2 separate regions of the Homo sapiens genome follow, and region 1 is linked to region 2. The links are chromatin contacts, found by Hi-C or POLR2A ChIA-PET in ENCODE. All regions are on one chromosome and are shown on one strand. The core of a region is the stretch at or near the end of the contact, and the rest is flanking DNA. Distances in the headings are between cores, read along the strand shown. Region 1 holds the start of CTXN1 (cortexin 1). Region 2 overlaps DPP9 (dipeptidyl peptidase 9).

Region 1 (2,863 bases), core at 273-2,772, 3.2 Mb after region 2:
CGGATGGGGGGCAGCGGTGGGCACCGGGGCAGGGCGCGCTGACCTGTCCTGGGGCCCGGGTTGGGGGCAGAAATGAGCCTGCCCACGCTGTCCCGCCACGGCAGGCGCCACGCATCCTCGACACAGCCGCCATGGCAGGCCTTCGGGCTCCGTCTCCGGGACAGGCGGTGCAGGGCAAATTGGTATGCAGCGTCCGCCCCGTGGGCCCGGGAGAGCCTGCCCCGCAGGGACCAGAGCCCAAGGACGGGCTCAACACTCAGTCAAGGTGGGGTTGACGACGGCCAGACAACAGGGGAGGGAGGAGGGACAAGGGGGTCCCCACTTCCAGGGACGCACAATAGCAGAGCCACTTACACGCTGGGGAGGGGGCGGTGCGGGGGTCCTCCTCCCGCCCGGGATTCAGAGTCGGGGGTGGGGGCCAGCCGGGCGGGTGAGATGCGCAGAGAGGAAGGGACAGGGCGGATAAAGGCACGAGGTGGGGCTCCGGCCAGGCCAGGAAGGGACATGGGAGGGGTCTCGAGGGGGAGGGGCTGGGCTTCTCCCAACTCCCTCCCCCTCTCCCCCGGGCTGGGGGCTCCGGGGCGGGATCCTGAGCGCAGTCCTGGCCCCGCGGCGCCCCCCGCCGGGCCGGCCCTCTGAGACCCCGGCGCAGGGCCGGCTAGGGGGCGCCGCGCCCCTCACACCAACGCGTAGTCGAACTGCCCGCGCTCGAGCGCCTCCTTGTGGTCGGTCCAGGACGAGGCGGGCATGCGGCTGTAGGGGTCGAGCAGGATGCGCACGCAGCGCACCATCAACAGCACCAGCACCACGAGCAGGCAGAGCACGAAGGCGAACACCGTGCGCTGCTCCGCGTCCAGGCCCGCGCCCACCGGGGGCCCCGTCGACGGCGGCAGGGGCTCCGGCGACAGCGTCCACGTCGCGCTCATGGCTCACATCGCCGCGCGCCCTGCGGAGGAGGGGACCCGCCCCGGGCGCCGGGGATGAGGCTGCGCCCTCCCTCCCGCGCCTCCTCCGCTTCGCCCCCTCCTGCCGCCGCCGCCGCCGCCTCCCTTAACGTGCCCGACCCCATCCCCCGCCCGCGCCTCGGTCCCCGGGCTACGCCCATGCCCGGCCCGCCGGATCGCCGCCACCACCACGCGGGGACCCAACTCTGGCCGTGCGCGCAGGTGGGGGCGCTGAGAGCCGGGAAACGGAGCCGCGCCCGGCCTGGGCCGCACACAACAGGTGCGAAAGCGCGGCCGCGGCCCGGGCGCGCGGCGTGGGGACGGTCCCCGCGGCCCCTGCCCCCGCTCCCTTTGTTCTCGGCGGCCTGGGACCCCCTCCCCCACCGCCCCCGCCCCGGCGCGCCCCTCACCCTGGCTTCGACCCGGACGGGGACCGACCGCCCGGCGGCCGCGCTCTCTCAGGGACCCGCGCCGGCTGCGCGTTCGGCCTCTCCCCGGCGGCGGCGGCGGCGGCCCGGGCTCCGGCTCAGCCCACCCCACCCGCCCCTGGAGCGGCGGAGACCGAGGCAGGCAAGCAGCGCGCGAGCCGGGCCGCCGCGGCTGTTCCTATGGCGACGGGGGCGGGGCCGCCGCGGGGGGCGGGGCTGCAGGGGGCGGAGGCTGCGCAGGGAGCGGCGCGCGAGCCAGCGACCCCGCCCGGGCCTGCGGGAGGACGGAACCCCAGCCCCGAGGACCCGCGAGCACCCACGACCTCGCCGGGGAGTGGGCAGCTGCCACTCCCACCTCCCCTGGCACTTCGGGCCCCCCAGCCTGCCCTGTGCCTGCATTCTCCTCCGCGATAGACCCCACTCGAGACTCCCTGTTTGTGGGGGGACCTCAGTGGCCCTAAAACACTCATATGGGCACTCAAGCTCCCCCGGCCCTGGGGACCTCAATTCTCAGAGAGCTCAGGCAGGTCACTGGGATGAGTAAGTCCCCCTAGTTTTGTCTGTCACTGGCCTCGTCTTCCAACTCAGGGTCCAGCCCTGGGCAAGGCGTCCACCCACTGCGGCTGCAGTTCCTCACTCGACCTTGACCGCCTCCCACAGCAGCCGCCTGCTCCCACCCCCACCATCGCCTCGGCCACTCCCGCGCCAGAGAAGACACTTCAGACTCCGTAGCTGCTCTTCTGCAATTCGGTGTTTTATTCTTTCCAAATCTCAGGCTTATGCACAAGATGGAAGAGCACTGTTAAAATTAAAAAATGGACCTAAAGTGGCTTGGCTGACGTGGCTAGCGGGCCACTGAGCCGCGGGTCCCGGGTCCCACCCTGCTGTGGGGGGAGTCCCTGGGCCCTGGGGCCTCTTGGCACTGTGTGACCTGTGTGCACCCCAGGTGACCAGGCGCCGGGACCCCTGCAGGGCAGAGCAACAGGGCAGGGGTTGGCCCTGCGGGGGAGTGTCTCCAGCTGCCGCGCACCCGCAACAGCCCGTTGTCCCCTCCCGGGCCAGCTGGTCTTGCAGCCGTCCTGGCAGAGCTGGGGGCAGAGCCCGCAGTCTTGTTCCCAGAGGTCTGGAGTTGCCGCAGGTGGTGTTGCGGTGCCTCTGTGCCTGATGACCCAGGCCGGGGCTACCTGGCTCCGGCACCACACTCAGAGAATCTGCTCGGTGCTGGAGGCCGAGATGTCCAGGAGCCGCCAGGCCGCGTAGGGGTTGAGCTCGTCCTGGTCTCGGCAGAGCGCCCACACGTACAGCATCCGCAGCACCTTGTCCTGCAGGGTGGGGTGGGAAGGGCACTGTTGAGAGGGTTGAGGTGACCCAGGCAGCTCTGGGGGGGGGCCAGGCTCTGTGGGGCAGGAGCCACCGGCAACTTCCCCAGGGGCTGGGAGCAGAGGCCAGCACAATTGCCTAGACTCAGGAACCACTCAGCCTTGGTAAAAA
Region 2 (2,903 bases), core at 22-2,521:
CTGGACCATCCTCCGGGGTGGGGCTGTCCTGACCACTGCGAGGCGCTGAGCAGCATCCCTGTCCTCCGCCCACTCCATGCCAGGGGCACCCCACAGTCGTGACAACCACACATATCCCCAGGCATCTCCCAGTGTCCCCTGCAGGGGCAGAATCACCCCGACCTCAAACCACTGATTTAATCGAAGCTTCTGTAGAAAATGACGGTAGTGAGAGCTGCCAAGCGAGGGTTTTGGGTGGATTACATGAGGTAAGAAACGTAAAGCTCTCGGCACAATGTGTGTGACCCTCTGTGAAATCAGCGTATTTCATCAGTAAGCCGCGGCTTTCCACCTACGCATGTCTCTGGGCTTGGGATGGGTCTTACTGCGGAAGGCGCAATCAGGTCCTTAGTGGCAAATAAAATAACTGTGTATTTTCCAAATGGTCATGTCTTAGATCTGCTGGATGACAGTACAATTGTCATTAGAAAAGGGAATGGCAGAAGCAGGATGGTAACCCCTGGGAAGCCTCGGTTTCCCCTCTCCATGCGACACCACTGAAAAACCGGGACAGGGCTCCTCCAAGCATAAAGCTGTCCAGTAGCCCACAAACGTGACATGACTAACGACAAGTCACAGACAGCCCGGTGCCCTGGCCCCTCCTTGCTCTACTTTCAACCCTGAGTTTCTCCAGGACGAAGCCTCGGATTGGTGCTGTCCTGTCCTCTTTTCAGGACCTCCTCATACTCGCTTTTTTTTTTTTTTTTTTTTTTTTTTTCTGAGACACAGTCTCGCTCTGTCGCCCAGACTGGAGTGCAGTGGCACGATGTTGGCTCACTGCAGCCTCTGCCTCCCAGGTTCAAGCAATTCTCCTGCCTCAGCCTCCAGAGTAGCTGGGATTACAGGCGCCCACCACCACACCCGGCTAATTTTTGTATTTTTAGTAGAGATGGGGTTTTACCATGTTGGCCAGGATGGTCTCGAACTCCTGACCTCAGGTGATCTGCCCACCTTGGCCTCCCAAAATGCTGGGATAACAGGCATGAGCCACCACACCCGGCCCTTGCTTGCTTTTAAGAGGAGAACAGGAAGGCCACAAGCTCGCCGCCTCTGGGATTAGTGCTTAATTAGTAATATCTGTGCCATTTTTATTTCTTGTTACAGGCAGCCGCAGGGTCCTCCAGTTCCTCCTGCTTGCTTTCTGTGTCCTGACTGAAAATCACAGACTGCCCTGACCTCTGTGGCTCAGCCAGCTGCAGGTTTTTCCCTACAGGCTTGAACCAGAGCCTAGAACATTCCCAGGCACTGATAAATACCGAAAGCCAGCCCAGGCCCTGAGCCAAAATCCTTAAACCCTCACATAAACTCCATACCCTGACCCCCTTGCCGAGGACACACCTGGCTGTAGAACACGCCTTTTCTCTGATGCCCATTGCAAGGACACTGAAGCCCACCCTGCACCGAAGACCCCCTGGAAAATGCTTTGGACTCATCCCCCTGGCATTTAGGGTTCCTTTCTTTGGAATCCCAACCAGCCCCATCTGGGGACGGTTCAGGGCACTCCCTTGTGGGAACTCCTCTGCTGCTGCTTTTGGGGTGACTGTAGCTGTGGGTTCAGTGGGATGAAACAGAATCTTCTCACTATTCACAACAGCAAAGACATGGAATCAGCCTAAATCCATCAACGGTAGACTGGATAAAGAAAATGTAGTACATATACACCACGGAGTACTCTGCAGCCATAAAAAAGAATGAGATCATGTCCTTTGCAGGGACATAGATGGAGCAGGAGACCATTATCCTTAGAAAAGTAATGCAGGAACAGAAAACCAAATACCACATGTTCTCACTTTATAAGTGGGAGTTAAATGATGAGAACACATGGACACATAGAGCAGAACAGACACTGGGGCCTATTGGAGGGTGGAGGGTGGAGGGGGAGCAGCAGACAAAATAACTATCGGGTACTAGCCTGGGTGATGAAATAATTTATACAACAAACCCCCGTGACACAAGTTTACCCAAAGAACAAACCGGCACATGTGCCCTTGAACCTAAAAGTTTGTTTTCTTGAGAGAGAGTCTCGCACTGTCACCCAGGCTGGAGTGCAATGGTGCAATCTTGGCTCGCTGCAACCTCCACCTCCTGGGTTCATGCGACTCTCCTGCCTCAGCCTCCCGAGTAGCTGGGATTACAGGAGCACAACACCACACCCGGCTAATTTTTTGTAGTTTTAGTAGAGACAGGGGTTTCACTATGTTAGCCAGACTGGTCTTGAAATTCTGACCTCGTGATCTGCCTGCCTCGGCCTCCCAAAGTGCTGGGATTACAGGCGTGAGCCACCACACCCGGCCAGTTGTTTGTTTGTTTTTTTTTTTAAAGAAAGAAACAGCAACTTCTAGTTGTGGCAAGGAACACAGGTTTCCCACGCATGAGGAAGCGCGCTTGTGAAGTACAGTAGTGACGGAAGGATGTACTTAAAGAAAAAGATTAGATTAACAGGGTTCCTTTTAAAGTGTATTTATGAAAAATGCAAAGTTCAGTGAGATGTGTGTGGGAAGGAGAAAAATCGTGCGGAGACTCAGGGGTGAGCAAAAGAACGCAAGTGCTGGAAACACGACTCAATCTCTAAGAGCCCTTGAAGCTGCCAGGACCCTGCCCGTCCGGCCGCCCATGGGGATGAGGGTCAAGTGATGTGTGATTTCGCTCGTGTGAAATGTCCAGAACAAGCCAATCCACAGAGACAGGAAGTGGGTTCATGGTTGCCCGGGGCTTGGGAGTGATGGTTGATGGGGTTGCTTTTTGGGGCGAGTGAATGTTCTAGAAGTAGACAATGGTGATGGCTGCACAACTCTGTGAATGCGTGACTAAAAGCCACTGAGTTTCACACCTTCAAAAGTGAAACTGTGCAATGTGAATTACAT

The links. A loop is a pair of places that touch in the nucleus more often than their neighbours do. ChIA-PET counts read pairs that join two places held with the same protein, here RNA polymerase II (POLR2A).
Region 1: a map of breast epithelium shows a loop between it and region 2 (32-fold over the local background). The contact joins the promoter of CTXN1 here to the enhancer-like site in region 2. A Hi-C loop is called at or near these places in 1 of 168 maps with a recorded cell type or tissue (breast epithelium). POLR2A ChIA-PET finds 5 or more read pairs at or near these places in 1 of 52 experiments (A549).

The regions. Positions count from the first base shown.
Region 1 is chr19:7,924,613-7,927,475 of GRCh38, forward strand. CTXN1 (cortexin 1) reads right to left here and starts at 1,523. Exons shown (of 2, transcript NM_206833.4): 1 at 1,355-1,523; 2 at 1-946. The coding sequence starts at 926. The coding sequence ends at 678. It overlaps TIMM44 (translocase of inner mitochondrial membrane 44), which reads right to left. Exons shown (of 13, transcript NM_006351.4): 13 at 2,106-2,694. The coding sequence ends at 2,575. It overlaps LOC124904629 (a long non-coding RNA gene), which reads left to right and starts at 793. Exons shown (of 2, transcript XR_007067120.1): 1 at 793-1,224; 2 at 1,961-2,198. RefSeq lists silencers at 818-907, 1,438-1,707 and an enhancer at 2,204-2,863.
Region 2 is chr19:4,706,885-4,709,787 of GRCh38, forward strand. The region is part of intron 4 of DPP9 (dipeptidyl peptidase 9); the gene reads right to left. Among named protein-coding and RNA genes, the nearest start is that of DPP9, 16 kb to the right of the region's middle. Within about 2 kb of position 1,272, at least 13 of the 41 ENCODE cell types and tissues checked have a DNase peak (open chromatin) inside an H3K27ac peak, as active enhancers do; they include breast epithelium, where a contact is called at or near this core.